5 separate regions of the Homo sapiens genome follow, and regions 1, 2, 3 and 5 are each linked to region 4. A link is a contact called in ENCODE Hi-C or POLR2A ChIA-PET data. All regions are on one chromosome and are shown on one strand. The core of a region is the stretch at or near the end of the contact, and the rest is flanking DNA. Distances in the headings are between cores, read along the strand shown.

The links. Hi-C counts contacts between places; a loop is a spot of excess contacts on that map. ChIA-PET counts read pairs that join two places held with the same protein, here RNA polymerase II (POLR2A). Pooled maps may share reads with other maps.
Region 1: a pooled map shows a loop between it and region 4 (13-fold over the local background). The contact joins two enhancer-like sites. A Hi-C loop is called at or near these places in 2 of 37 single-sample maps with no recorded cell type and 6 of 50 pooled maps.
Region 2: a loop to region 4 is called in a map with no recorded cell type, with 11 times the contacts of the local background. The contact joins the promoter of PICALM here to the enhancer-like site in region 4. A Hi-C loop is called at or near these places in 3 of 37 single-sample maps with no recorded cell type and 10 of 50 pooled maps. POLR2A ChIA-PET finds 5 or more read pairs at or near these places in 1 of 52 experiments (GM10248).
Region 3: a loop to region 4 is called in a map with no recorded cell type, with 12 times the contacts of the local background. The contact joins the promoter of TMEM126B here to the enhancer-like site in region 4. A Hi-C loop is called at or near these places in 2 of 37 single-sample maps with no recorded cell type and 11 of 50 pooled maps. POLR2A ChIA-PET finds 5 or more read pairs at or near these places in 2 of 52 experiments (MCF 10A and T-cell).
Region 5: a loop to region 4 is called in a pooled map, with 2.5 times the contacts of the local background. The contact joins the promoter of SYTL2 here to the enhancer-like site in region 4. A Hi-C loop is called at or near these places in 8 of 50 pooled maps.

The regions. Positions count from the first base shown.
Region 1 is chr11:85,698,935-85,701,827 of GRCh38, reverse strand. It overlaps SYTL2 (synaptotagmin like 2), which reads left to right. Exons shown (of 20, transcript NM_206927.4): 17 at 1,235-1,313. Among named protein-coding and RNA genes, the nearest start is that of CCDC89, 14 kb to the right of the region's middle. Within about 2 kb of position 1,352, at least 2 of the 41 ENCODE cell types and tissues checked have a DNase peak (open chromatin) inside an H3K27ac peak, as active enhancers do.
Region 2 is chr11:86,067,485-86,070,457 of GRCh38, reverse strand. It overlaps PICALM (phosphatidylinositol binding clathrin assembly protein), which reads left to right and starts at 1,374. Exons shown (of 20, transcript NM_007166.4): 1 at 1,374-1,807. The coding sequence starts at 1,678. It overlaps LOC124902731 (a long non-coding RNA gene), which reads right to left and starts at 534. Exons shown (of 2, transcript XR_007062823.1): 1 at 1-534. RefSeq lists silencers at 860-1,129, 1,280-1,449, 1,590-1,639, 1,710-1,759 and enhancers at 385-1,584, 1,324-2,025, 2,026-2,728.
Region 3 is chr11:85,627,343-85,630,195 of GRCh38, reverse strand. TMEM126B (transmembrane protein 126B) reads right to left here and starts at 1,603. Exons shown (of 5, transcript NM_018480.7): 1 at 1,508-1,603. The coding sequence starts at 1,588. DLG2 (discs large MAGUK scaffold protein 2) reads left to right here and starts at 2,852. Exons shown (of 28, transcript NM_001142699.3): 1 at 2,852-2,853. RefSeq lists enhancers at 1,336-1,415, 1,506-1,555, 1,806-1,995, 2,136-2,185, 2,266-2,425 and 1 more.
Region 4 is chr11:86,591,826-86,594,753 of GRCh38, reverse strand. The region is part of intron 2 of ME3 (malic enzyme 3); the gene reads left to right. Among named protein-coding and RNA genes, the nearest start is that of ME3, 79 kb to the left of the region's middle. Within about 2 kb of position 1,678, at least 19 of the 41 ENCODE cell types and tissues checked have a DNase peak (open chromatin) inside an H3K27ac peak, as active enhancers do.
Region 5 is chr11:85,809,734-85,812,505 of GRCh38, reverse strand. SYTL2 (synaptotagmin like 2) reads left to right here and starts at 1,365. Exons shown (of 20, transcript NM_206927.4): 1 at 1,365-1,552. RefSeq lists a silencer at 1,227-1,406.

The DNA.
Region 1 (2,893 bases), core at 103-2,602, 890 kb after region 4:
TATTTAAAATCCCACCTTTTAAATTGTTATTAGTTTAGGGGTTGATGTGATCCAAGCTAGTCCATCATAGTAGGAAGTGATAAATATAAATAACTAATACAAACCATAACTTAGTGTCTACACAACAGTGGAACTGTTTTAGTTCCACTAAAGAAATGGTTCTCAAATGTTATATCAAAATCACTTGAAGCACTTATTTCTAGCCCTACCCAAGACCTGAACTCCTCAGAAGATATCAAAAGCATCTCATTTTTAACTGGCTACCATTACGTTTCTGATACATACCCATATTTTGAAAATAAAGCTCTAAAGAGCCAGAATTTGAAAGTAAAAAACTATCTTATGCAGGTTTCTTATACAGGTTTAGCATCCCTAATTCAAAAATTTCAAATCCATAATGCTCCAAAATCTGAAACTTTTTGAGTGCCGATATGATGCCGTAAGTGGAAAATTCCACACCTGCTTCATGTGATGGGTTGCATAAAGTTATTAAAAATGTTATATAAAATTACCTTCAGGCTATGTGTAGAAGATGTATATGAAACATAAATGAATTTTGTGTTTAGACTTGGGTCCCATCCCTAAGATATCTCATTACGTATATGCAAATATTACGAATTTCAAAAAACAAATCCGAAATCTGAAACTTTTCTGATCCCAAGCATTTCAGATAAGGAATATTCAACGTGTACTTGAAAATAACAGATAGAAGTTTAAAAAATTATTGTTCAGTCTTTGTTATACTTACAGACTTCTATGCATTTGGCCTAAAATAATCAGATTAGTGCAGCTTTGAAAATGTAAGATATGGCCTTTCCCCCCTTACTTTCACACACTATCTCATACTCCTTCAAATAAAGGGAATACAAATAAATTGTTTTATATGCTGGCTGAATAGCTAACAAAATATTTGTGTTTTGATCAAAATTAAAGCATTCAAAGAAACCTCTCCCATCTCCAAGAAAGCCATTCTGGTTTCTTCACCATCTTTGAGACTAAAGGCCTTGAAATATTTTCTGGGTATCCTGCAAGATTTTTCAAGATATACAACCTAGTTTTCCCAGGTATTAAGGCAACAGTCTAGTTCTGATGCAGAGAGAAATTTTAATCCAGAGCACTCATGAGTGACACATGGTCCCAGAAATGGGACAGATATGGTTCTGTAATGAGACCTATACCAACAAACAGGATGAAAAGTTTGTCTCCCACCTGCTGACATTTCTTCACTTTTCAGACAGCACCAGTTGCCCTTGAAGCAGAAAACAGAGGTGAAATGAAACTAGCTCTCCAGTATGTCCCAGAGCCAGTCCCTGGTATGTAATGACTTTCTATTCAGATTTATGTCCTTTCCTTATCCCTCCCTTCTCACAGTATTTACTATGCGTTTTCAAAGGTGAGGCCCTAAAGAAACTTATCAAGTTAGTAACGTATAGACCAAATGAGTCTATTCACAGTTGTAAATAAGAAAATTCTTTTTTTGTTATTGTGGCAAAAAAAAAAAAAAAAGAAAACATAAAATCTACCATCTTCACCATTTTTAACTGTACAGCTTAGTAGTGCTAAGTATATTCACACTGTTGGGAAACAGATCTCCAGAACCTTTTCATCTTGCAAATCTGAACCTGTTTATCTATTAACCAACAATTTCCTTTTCCTCTACTACCAGCTTCTGGTAATCATCATTTTACTTTCTGTTTCTATAAGAAAGTTCTCATTTTTTTTTTTAGTTTAGTTTATAGTCATTAGGTTTCACCTCACTCTCCAAAAATTTGTATCTGCACAATGTGAATGGCCTGTATTCAGAATTTGTGTATTCCTGTGTTTGGAATTTGGACTTATTGATAGTGCTATAAGAATAGAACCTGAGTGTTCTTTTTCACAGGTGGGAATTAAGAGGACTCCAGAGAACTTAAAGCTCATTCACCCTCCACTCTCAGGGTCTCATTAAGAGATAAAGCTTTTCCCTCAAGATTATTAATTGCCTCCTTGTCAGGTCTTCAGCCCAGTTAAGGAGCAAGAGACTAGCAGGAAATGAATGCCAGCCAGCTCCTTGCTCCATTTCCCAAGCAAGTTCCCCAAGTTAGTCTCTTTAAGAATCTGTATGAATGTTATGGCTGAAATCAGAGGTTGTAAACTCAAATGCTTTCAGTAACCAGGCAGTGAAGCTAGTGAGATGGAAGAAATAATTGATGGTGAGGATAGTGACTGAACTAAAGAAAAGCATTCTGATGTAGTTTATACCGCCCCCCGCCCCCCAAAAAAGAAAGAATTAGAGGGCAAGTAAAGCATATTTTCAGGCTGGATTGCTGTCAGACTGCCACCTTTGAACTTCTGGATTTTCCTAAAAGGTAGATTCTTTTGCATATAATTTGTATCCTATCATTTAAAGTCAACATTCATAGAAATCCCATTTCCCTTTTTCCTTCTATCACTTGGTAGTAGAGGGCAGGGGTATTGTGTGTTGTGATGGGTGCCACCATGTCTGAATTTTTGTCCACGTAGTTTTTCTTCTTTGAAATGGCTTCCTCTTCTCCTCAACCTACCAAAGTCTTAGATGAAGCCCCATCTCCTCCATAAAGCTTTCCCTAACTATATTAGATCTCACTGATCATATCATCTTCTAGAACATTACAGTAATAACTTGGAGTTTCACTGTATATTACATTTTTATCATTTTATTTGAATTATTCTCTCCAACATAACTATAAACATTTCCCAAGGGCATAGATTATTTCATGTATTCTCTGTATATCTAATGATGTTCCTAGCATAGCATAGAGATGAGCTTATGATAGATCCTCACTAAGTACTGTTTGGTTGACTGATTGAGCTAACCCATTCAGAAAAATCTGGTGGCATTCCTCTGTTCGTATGAACCCAGCCTAGACAACAA
Region 2 (2,973 bases), core at 125-2,624, 520 kb after region 4:
ATTCCTGATATGATACATAAAATGTTAAATATCTATCAGCTTTGCATCCTTTGAGAGTCACCAGATTGAAGCACAGTATTTTGGATTTGGCTGGCAGATGGTGTACACAGACTTTCTGAGAATGTTAGCATTTCATTTGAAACTAGCAAGATTACATGTGACTATCATGGTAACTTAGCACTCACATATTTTTCAACTTATCCCTAACCCTGGGTTGAATGTAGAGGCTCTAATAACATATAAAAGGCTTTGTTAATGTATGGTCTGGGTCTCATTGAATAGTATTTCAGGATGTAATACTTCTTTTAAAATGTCCACAGGGCAGTGTCAACGTCTTTCCATGGAAATCTGGCTCACCCAATAAGAGAAAAGAGGCCAAAGGTAAGAAAGACTAAACCAGGGGAGATGGCAGGCAGTGATGTCTGGACTGTTTGAATGGGACTTCTCCATTTACCGCCCCTCTCACTTCCTTCTATGGTCTGGACCTTTAATCACCACAGCAGTCAGCCATGTAGGGTCAAGCTAATCGCTGTTGACATCATCCTACTACTTCCCTTTTCAAATTCCAGTGAAGCTATGTGTTTCCTGTCCTATTCCACACCCTAGAGAATGAATACCGGCCAGCTAGTATCTAAATTTAGAATGGCAGCAACGTGTCGGGTTTTCGGAGTAGAGATAAACAAAACCAGGTGACATTTCCAAGCCTCTCAAGGAAAGGGGGGAAAAAACCTTTCTGGGGTAAGTAAATAAGGAGAGCTTCAATAGTTCCATGGTAGAGAGAGGCCTGCTGGAAGGTTCAGAAAATAGGCCGTTTGGAACCTTCTCCTTTAAGCCAGGAGGGCGGCTTTGGGAGGCGTCTTGAAATACATTCTTGACTCTGCTGGGAAAGCTCGGGGAGCCAGAGGCCTAATACCCCCCACTTCAGGGGAAGCTGTGAAGGCAGCTGCACCTCCTTTGTCAAGCTGTTGGTTTCAACCACAGACACGAGGACACACTTGAGGTGGGGGGATAAGGGGAGAAGCCTGCCGCCCCGCCCCACCCCCGCCAGCACACCGCCCTCGCCATTCCTCTCCCGCCCCGCCCCGCCCGGCGTCTGTGACCCCGCGGGCCGAGCCTCAGGCGACCTGTTGGCAGGGAGAGTCACGTGATGCGCCGGCTGTGCACTCCCCTCGGGCGGGCCTCCTGTTGCGCCCGCCTGGCGAGTTCCATCACGTAACGCGCGGGCGCCGCCCAGCTCTTCCCTCGCTGAGCGAGGGAGGGCGGGCGTCGAAGAGGAAAGGGAAGGGGAAAGGGGCGGGAGAAGGGAGGAGGGGCGGTGTCCGAGTCACGTGACCCGGGGCAGCCCGGAAAGCTCCGAGGAGGAGCCTGGCGCCGCCATTTTCCTGCAGCTGCCTGTTCCTCTTACCCTGCCCGGCTCCAGCTGACCCGGGAAGGGGTGGGCTGAACTGAGGCGGGGGCAAGGGAGTGCCCGACATCTTGTCCGACTCCGCGGGTGACACGAGCCGGTTCTCTCTGGACTGGTGGCAGCGCGCGGCCCCGAACCGCGCCCCAGGCCGGCAGGCGGGGAAGGAGCCGGTGGGGGTAGGGGGTGCGGTGGGGGGTGGGGACCCTCCGGCTCTTGGGGGTCCCAGTCCCCGCCGGCTGCTGAGCGGGTGGGGTGGTGGAGGAGCTGCAGAGATGTCCGGCCAGAGCCTGACGGACCGAATCACTGCCGCCCAGCACAGTGTCACCGGCTCTGCCGTATCCAAGACAGTATGCAAGGCCACGACCCACGAGATCATGGGGCCCAAGAAAAAGCACCTGGACTGTGAGTGAAGCCGACCGCGGCCCCCGCTCCCCGGCGCCCGCGCGACCCGCGCGCGTCCTTCTCTCTCTCTCTTGTCTTTCACCCTTCTACTGCCTCTTCCCTCCCTGCGTCTTCTCTGGCACGGCCGGTCCTGTGCCCGTTGAGCTGTGTTCTTTTGCTTCCATCACACCTGCCTTCACGGCCTCCGCTCCCCGTCTCAAAATCTGACAAGCCACTCCCCTCCCTATTCCTAGGGGACCCTCGTCTCCCTGCCCGGTGCGCTACCACACCCCATCATACCCAACCAACTTGCTTCCCCACCTGGCTTCTCACCCCCTACCCGTCTCCACTGCAGCCTTCTGCTCTTCCTTCCCACCCGTCCGGTGCCGCCTCGTCGCCCTCGTCTGAGCGTCTCCAAGCCCCATTGTTTCTTCATCAGCCTCCTTCGGGTTTCAGTAAACGCCTGGTTCCTTGCATCCAGATCCTTGTTATCCCTCCGGGCTGCCTCCCTGGAAGGGATCCCCCACTTCCTTTGCTCCACTAGCTGCTTCGCCCATCCCTTCCTGGCTTTCTGTTCCACCTTCCCTCCTGCTTTTGGGTTACCTTTTCATCGCCTCTATAGTAGCTTCAGTGTAGTTTCTTCGACTCATTTTAAATACCATACCCAGTTACCCGACTTTTATTTCAGATTACCTTCTTTGTGGGAGTGAAAGTAAAAGGATTCAATTTGGTGTAGGGAAAGCTTTCTGGAAAGTTGGGATTTTTATTTGCCTCTGGTGGAATTTAATCGTTGTGTTGTCCATACTTTTGACTGGGGTGAGTTTGTGACTGTCAGCTCTGCCCCCCAGCTTTTCACATGGGGATATGGAAAAAGGCATTTTGCTGATACTCTTATCAGTTCCTGGAACTGTTAATTCTGGCGGCTTGAATTCAGAAGCTTGAGTGTTAAGCGTAGACTGTTGGAATTCCAAATGGATTAATAAATTTACTTACAAATAACATACATCCCTTAAAAAAATTGGCAAAATGATGTTTGATGATGCTTGAGTTTGGATGTTTTAATTATGCCAGTTACCTTTTGAGGAACTAGCTTTAGCTTCTCTTACACGACATAGTATTCGTCCATTCGCTAACGTAGATACAATTAGTAGAGCTAACTCCTCGTAACTTTTTTCTAACCTGGAAGT
Region 3 (2,853 bases), core at 354-2,853, 960 kb after region 4:
ACCTGGATTCAGCAGGAGTAGGATGAGGCCTAGAATCTGCATTTTAATAGCACTTAGTGCTTCTGATGCTGTAGTCAATGGACACATGTTGAATATCACTGTAATACTCATTTGCTGAATGAGCGGTATGTACCAATCCTAACTATAGAAGGCCAGTTCATTATACACAGTTCCTGGCATCAACATACAGAAGGTATGAGCTCCTTTGAACCTTCTTATGGTGTTACACAATGAGTAATAATGGACCAGTTTCTTTCTCTGCATCATGGCAGAAATGTACTCAATCTTTTTCTGTAACATTTCTGGAGAGGGCAGGGGGAAAAAAAGGTAAAATATTTTACAAATTACAATTTTTCAGTGACTAGACTTACATCTTTTCCCTCTCCCTGACACCCAAATGGAAAGTATAAGGGATAGTAACATCTAAGGGAGATTCTATACCTAACCCATCTATTGTACTAAGACATCTGCTGTCTTGGCAGACGTCAATAACATGAGTAACCATAAACCATAGATAAATTTTTGTTTTGCTCTCATCCAATTCATTGAAATCCTCCACCTTCCACCAAAAACAAAAAACAAAACAAACTTCCAGGCAATATCTTCTACTAATCTCCTACCTAGTCTACACCCTAAAGTCTCTATAGGGAAAACAGACACCCAGGATTATGATTACAGGACAGCAAATACTGAAATACTGGAAAGAACACAGGAAATATTTGAGTGCTTAAGCTTTGCAAGGCACTGTCAAAGACTCCAGTGCTTTCATTACACCCCTTCCCCCTTAAGGCCACTCAACTAGTCACCACGCTTATACCAGTAAGAGTGCATTTATGTAGGTTTATAGTTTGCAAATCATCTAACGGTTTTGTAGTGCTTTCATGTGTATTATTTTACCTAATAATAAATTTTTCACCTAATAATAAATTTCACCTTTAGAATTTTATTCAACATTCGCTCATAATTTAGGGAGCACGTGGTATATGCCAGACCTCCGGGTAATCAAGATACAGTCATCCCATCCTCAGGAATCCACAACGCAGTGGGAGTTCAGAACAAAAAAGCTGGCAATTTAAACACAGAATGAGAGAGTGACATAAACGAAAAACCCAACAACCTAAGAAAAAGCAAACAATCTAGCCAGAGGAAGCGTGGGAAGGCTTCCCGGAAGAAGTGACATTTAAATCAATAACCGAAAGAGAACAGTTTGGCAGGGGAGTTGGGACGGATAGAAGCAGGGAAATACTCCAAGTTGAAGAAAAAGCCTGTGCAAAGGCCTGGAGACAAGAGAAAACAAACTGCAGATAATGAGGACTAGAATTTAGGTCATCTACGTTCTCTCCGCCTCTTTCCACAGCAACTGGAGACTTAATCGACTGCTCCTTGCATGGACTTGGGAGCTGTTTTAACTTTTCAAATCTCCTTTAAAGGTATCATCTTAGAAGAGTCTGCCAACACTTTGAAGGTGCAGAAATCACCCCCCATACCACTTCGGATTTCCGCCTACCTTGGGCGCTTCCTCAGTTCCCACCGGCACCACACCTGAATCCCTTGGCTTAGTCCCAGCCTCATACCCGAACACCACCATTTTGGTGGCTCATGTGACTTGCCGGTGGGCGGGGACCCAGAACGCCCTGGGCGGGAAGTGGTGCTGATTTACGGCTCAACGCCTCTCGATTGCAGCCCGGGCCCGCCCCCACTCAGTCAAAAGCCGCGCCCTCCATCCTGACTGTGATTGGGCGCGGCGTCTAGAAATTACGGCCACTTATTCGCTTAGAGGAGGTCCAGGCGCCTGTGGGCCTGCCCCCCTCGCCAGCCGAGTATTTCCTTCCCTGACTATTTATCAGCTTAGCTCCCTGATCTCTTCGCGTCCTGCGGGAAAGATGGGGCGGCCCGAATGTTGTAATGTTACTGCGCTCCTGCCTCTCCTCAGGGCAGCTGGGAACTAGCTGCCTGCCCCTTTCAGTCCTTGAGGGAACTCGCCCCTTTGCCCTGGCCTGTGTGGTGTTAAAGCTCTGTTTCTCGGGCACCTCCTCCTCCAAACCCCGGACCAGCCGCCCAGCGCCGTCAGAGCAGCCCCGACTAGCCTCCTCTCCTCTCAGCCGTCTGACTCCTCTCCCCAGTCTGTAGTCCCCTCAATTTGCATCCTTTAGCCCCGCTTGGAAAGAGACCGGAGAGAAATTTGCCCACTACCCCCGCGAGAAGACCCACTTGTCAGCCGTGTCTCGGGGTGGGGGGCACTGCAAGGCCTGGCGCTGTTTTGTGCACGTTAAATGCCCAGCAGTATCTCCCAGACCGGCAACCCCCGACCCTCCAGTCTCCATGTCTTACAGAAGCCAAATTCGAGAGTTATATAATTTCTAGTGCTGCTGTTGCTCCTGCCTGAGGAAACACTTCATCGCGTGGAGGGTGCAGGACATTTCAGTGCTCTTCCCTAAAAGAACGGGGCTTGGGCAGGGGTGGCCAGCGGTGGCAAAGAAATGTCTTGTCTTTTCTGCAAAAGGAAGGTGGGTAGTTTGAAGAGAGATTGAGAGAAAAGGTGGATGTGAAAGCCAAGCAGCTGCACTTTCTCATTTAGGAAATCGCGGACCGTTTACATAGCTTATGCTTACATGTCTAATACTACTACGGCGTCTCTGAAAACACCTTTGGGGGAAGGTTTGGCTTCTCTCGAAGTCTCAGTGTTTTTCCTCGCCGGATAGGGAGCTGCTTGAATGCGAAGAGATGGCATGATGTGAATGACTCCAGTGTGAAGAAATCTGCTTCGCCAACTCATCCTGCATCAAGTGCCCATTGAGTAGCACTGTCACTTTAATGTCTCCATGCCAAGGGATTGCTTTCCTTTTTTTTCAA
Region 4 (2,928 bases), core at 429-2,928:
CTTTTGAAATTTCACATTTGGAGAGCAGACTTTGTTTCGTTTTTTTGTTTTTTTGTGTTTTTTTGTATTGTTTTTTGAGAAAGGGTCTTGCTGTGTCAGTGGTGCAATCACAGCTCACTGCAGCGTTGACCTCTCGGGCTCAAGTGATCTTCCCATCTCAGCCTCCCAAGTAGCTGGGCTATAAGCATGCATCACCACACCTGGCTGATTTTTTTATTATTATTTTGTAGAGATGGGGTGTTTTTATGTTGCCCAGGTTGGTCTCAAACACCTGGGCTCAAGTGCTTCACCCACCTTGGCCTCCCAAAGTGCTGGGATTATAGCTGTGAGTCATTATGCCCAGCTAGGAGACCAACTTTGGATGATAACTTAAATGTCTCTTCAATGTACTTGTATTTTATGATGAGGTGAATATATGGAGGTAGAGAGCAAAGGAGAAAAATCTCTAAGGAATGCAATATTTTTATTAAGTGTTATAAATTAGCAACAATTTTAAATCATAATACTCAGCATTGGTGAAAATGTAGTAAGACAGCTACTTATGTACTGGAGTTATAAAATAGTTCGACCTTTCTAAAAGTGATTTGACAGTATGCGTACAGATACTTAAAACTGTTGATATCTCTAGAATGTAAGTTTCATGAAGGCAGGGATATCTTGTCTGTTTTTTTACTTTGTTTCCTTATTACTGTATCGTCAGTTTATAATGGTATCCAGTACCTAGTCGGTGCTTATTAAATATTTGTTGAATGAAAGAATGAGTCATCAGTCTCTTAAGTACACTTATAGTTCAATCTGAAGAAAAATCAGAAACAAAAAGTTTTGTGCTCATTACAGCATAATTCATAATTGTGGAAGTTTGGAAACAATTATATAAAACAGGAATTACTAGATAAAGCTTGCTGTGTTTTTCTGTTTTTTAATAACATTTTAGGCTGAAGTTTTAGTATGTGGGAAAATGCTAATCATAACATTTTTAGTGGGGAAAAAAGACTAAAAAATTTTATACATAGTATGATCTCAAGTTTGTTTAAATAAAATTTTTTTAAGCATAGAAAAAAGATAGGAAGAAAATAGAACAAAATGATACAGTGGCTATCTCTGGGTGATGAAAATAAGGTGTGGTTATTTTTTTCCAACTTTTCTGTGCGTAATATTACTTTCAAACTTGGGAGAAAATGTATCAGAAAATTCCTATTGAACTTAGGGAGATGGAGGTCGGGCTTGTGATCCAGTTCTGCAACTTACTGGTTGTATGCTGAAGTTCTGGAGCCTTTGTGGGGCTCATATGATATATGTGAAAGTATTGTTTTACGAAATATTAAACATGCAACCCAAGTAGGAAATGATAGCTGTTGCTGTCCTTACTATTCTTGCAGCATGTGACACCTTTCGAGAAAGTATTCAAAGCATCATGAGATCCTTTTATGACAGGTGTTAAAATTCCAACAGGTTAGGAATGACATTGTCACTTCCTGGAGGGGGAGCCTACAGTTTCGTGTTGTACGGTGCCTGGTATGTTGCAGGCAGTAGCTAACTTTTACTATGTGAGTGAAGGAGGGTGGAGGAAATCATGGGTCTTCCACATTCATTTGTCAGGGTAACAGTGAACTATAACCCTGGCATACAGAAATGAGTCATTTTCCTGGCAGTGAGCCAAGGCCACAGTCATCTCCAGGAAGCTTCTTTGTTCTCTTTTCATACCCAGTCATGCTGAAACCTTGTAACCCCATGCAGAGGGGTCTGCATTTCACCAGGTTAATAGATAAGGGAGCTGAGGCCTATGGAAGGTTAAATAACTGGCTCACAGTCACACACTTAGTAACCCATGGAGCCAGGACTCAAATGCAGGTGTGTTTGATGCCTGCGTTCTGTGCTCTCCCCCATCACTGTGCCCCTTTCTGAAGGAGTGACTAGGTGGTATATTCCCCAAATCTTGCTAAGTTTGGGGGTTCCTGGGATATTCCAGACTGAGCTGTTTTAATTTCTTCTGTTGTTGCTAGTCAGAAACAAGGAAAACTTGACATCTCTAAATCTGAGTGGGAATTGGGTAAAATGCTCCTTTGTTGCTGGCTTAAGTAGTAACCCTTAGATAAAGGGTTTAATTTCAGATCTGGAGACTGACCTAGTTGCATCCAGCAATTGTCTATGAAAACCTTGCCTTCTCACTGGTTACAATGAGATTCCCAAACACTGTCTCTATGTTTACCTAATTAAACTCACACTTCTCTCCCCTCAGATGTAGTAATGAAGTCACTGTGGCTAGAGGAACATGGGTTTTGTGAAGTGCTCCTTGACATTTGCTTCCTTGAAGATGGATTCCATTTACATTATTCTTCCAAGTGGTATTTTGTCAACAAAGCTCAATAGTCATTTGAGTTTAAATAGCCTATTTCCCCCCCTCAAGGCCTAAGAAACTGGCTTTGAGCAAGTGGTGAGAGCTGAGTTATTGGGAACTTTGTGAAGCAATTGTCTGGTGCTTTAGAAAAAAAAGCAGCAGCCTGGATGTTATAACCCAGGGACATTCTTGTTCAAGTGATTGAATTCCCAACACACCTGGCCATCATTGTCACAGTGCCCATGTCTGTAATGATTAAGTAGGTTAGTGGAGAAGCTGGACTAGCTGGAACAATTAGAACAAAGAATGTGGTCCCAGTTCTCAGGTGGTGACTTTTTTCTCTTAGACCAGACAGGCTTGGACTTCACGTGAGATTTTCTTCATAGGAAGTGTATTAGTTTGCTCAGGCTCCCATAACAAAACACTGCAGACTAGGTGGCTTAAACAATAGAAATTTATTTTCTCACAGTTCTGGACTCTAGATGTCTGATATGGTTTGGCTGTGTCCCCACCCAAATCTCATCTTGAATTCCCACGTGTTGTGGGAGAGACTCGGTGGGAGGTAATTGAGTCACAGGAGCAGGTCTTTC
Region 5 (2,772 bases), core at 116-2,615, 780 kb after region 4:
GTTTCTTCAAAGGCAAGACCAGTGGCTTATTCCTCTTTTGCATGTGGCATGCTCACCCAGCACAGGGACACACCAGGCTCTCAAAGGCTGAAGGAAGCCAGAATACACATCTCTGCACAGTGCCAGGACTCTTGGGCCAGGCTAGCAGCCTGCACTGGGCACTAACTGAAGCCCTTGGGGATAAGTATTTGTAAGTTTGGGAGAAGGAAGACCTTTGGAAGAACCAAAGGCAGACCTGGGCCACCCTCAGTTAAATGGACAACACTAGTCCAGGAAATGATAAGGAAAAAGGCTTTAAGGTTCATCTCCTTCAGAGGTTTGCCTGGGCTGGCCCCATCATGGGTAACTTGTAAAAAATAGGTCGTGATACAATTTTTAAATTATTTTATTTATTTTTTTGAGACAGAGTCTTGCTCTGTCACCCAGGATGGGGTGCAGTGGTGCGATCTTGGCTCACGGCAGCCTCCACCTCTCGGGTTAAAGCGATTCTCCTGCCTCAGCTTCCTAAGTAGTTGGGACTACGGGCGCTCGCCACCACACCCAGCTAATTTTTCTTTTTTCTTTTCTAATTAGAACAGAGTTTTGCTATGTTGGCCGGGCTGGTCCCGAACTCCTGACCTCGGGTTATCCACCTGCCTCGGCCTCCCATAATGCTGGGATTACAGGTGTGAGCCACCGCGCCCGACCACAATATTGTATTTACTGTATTGCATTGTCTGCCTCCCTGCCACACAGCGTCTTCCAGGAGCTTACCAGTCCTCTGTGCATACCCCAGTAAGTAGCTCAGGCAGTGCATGACGCCCTCACCTTTCTCTAGGTATTATTGTATTTTAAAGCATCACTTCATTTAGTCCTCTCAACAACTTTTTTCCCCCCTTCTTCTATTTCACATGTGAGGAAATTGACGTCCCGAGGGTTAAAGCAAGTTACCCCATGACCGGGCTCCATACCCTCCGCGCCCCTTTCCCTGCGCGGTGGCTGTCCCTTCTCGGAGTGCAGAGGCTCCTAGTGCTCCACACTCTCGGGCTCCAAGGCCCCCTAACGCGCCGTGATAAAAATAATAATAACAATAACAACAGTGCTGCTTTATTTGCACAGAAAACAGGTTGTTTCGGGGCAAGGTACACTTGAGAAGGAGGCTAGGAACCGGAGAGAAGCAGCAGGCGGGGGCGGAGGGCGAAGGGAGGGAAGGGGAGAGGGCAGGGGCTGGCAGGCGCTGTGTGCCGGGCGAGGAGGCCGGGGCGGGCCGGGGCGGGGAGCGGGCGAAGCGCCATTGGCCCGAGCACCCGGGACCGGCCCCACCGCACCGCCCGCCGGGGGCGGGGGTAGCGGGGAGGGACTCGCGCACGCCGCTCTGCGTTGACAGTGCCGGGCGACACCCGGGCCGTGCCGCCAGCGTCCGTCGGGAGAGTGAAGGCTCGCAACGCCTTGCCCGGGGGAAGGTAACGCGCCGCGCCCGGGGCTGCGCGGTTTGCACCGCCAGGCCGAGGGCTGGGGGCCAGAAGACAAGAGAGACGGCGAGGCGCGCTCCCTGCCCGGCAGCGACTCGGAGGTGCGCACTCGGGTTCCAGTCTCTACTTGGCCCACTCGCTGTGTTACCTCGGGCAACTTTGTTTCCCTCTCTTGGTCTCTGCTTCCTCCTCTGTTAAGTGAGGGAGGTGGTGTAGAATGTTGTTCCTTAGTCTAACCAGTTCTAAAATGGGAACTGCGTTTTGGCACGGGGAAAGCTCCTTTCCTCAGTTTCCCACCTACTCCAGAGCCACCTCCGCTGCCCAGGCGGCCAGGAAGCTGGGATGCCCGGGTAGGCGAGGGTTCTGCTGAGCTATCGCGTTTTCTAGGGCTTTCAGGGACTGACCTGGGCTTGGGGCTGGGTGCTGGGGAGACCTGGCTGCAGAGTAACTGCCCCCAGATTGCTCAGGTGCAGAAAGGTAGGAGCGTCAGCACCTGTTTACAGGTGGGGTGTTGGGAAGGGCCGGCCAGGGGATGATGATTTCTCCTTTGAAAATAAGACGTGTTTTGGAATTCTCTTCCATACCCACACCTCGTCCCACGGCGAGCTATAAACTACACGAGTGGGCTTTATCATCCTTTGAAGTGGAAAAGCGACTGTTTTTAGCGTCTAAGACACAGGGCTCCACCAGCATATAGGAAGTGGGTCTCTCTTTCTCTGCACCCATCCTGCCGCGTCTTCCCTTTCTTTCCTCCTCTCTTTATAAATCCCCTTTGACCTTGAGGGGCTCCACTTCCTGCCTTAATGAAAAGTTCTTCTTTTCATTTAGTGCTGGTTTGTGACCAGCAGCCTCCAGGGCTTTGGGCGCAGGGTTGAGATAGAAGCCTAGATAAGAACAGGCTATGAATCACCCTGTCAGCCCCCTGAGCCACACAGCCCGGCAGGGATGTGCAGAGGAAGCCCGGTGGGGCTTCAGACAGATAGACCCTGGAAGGTGGGGTGGATGCAAACTGCCATCCAGCTTCCCGTCCCCTTGTTGGCAGCCATTCCCCACCAGGATGGTGACCCCTGCTGTCTGCTGGATGGAGCAGCCAGATAGAGTAGGATGATTGAAAGGAGCTGAGGACTTGGCTGGATTTCTATGGAAGGTCTCCAGCATTTCCCTTCCCTCACTTTCCTCCACCCCTGAAGTTCTGCCCCTTCTCACCCTTAGTGTGGTATCCAGGTGAAATCAGATTGCAGAACCCATCAAGAGCAGCTAGGAAGGAGAAGAGGTGTGGGGACGGCAGCAGGGCAATGTTGACTGCTGTTTAGTGGGCACT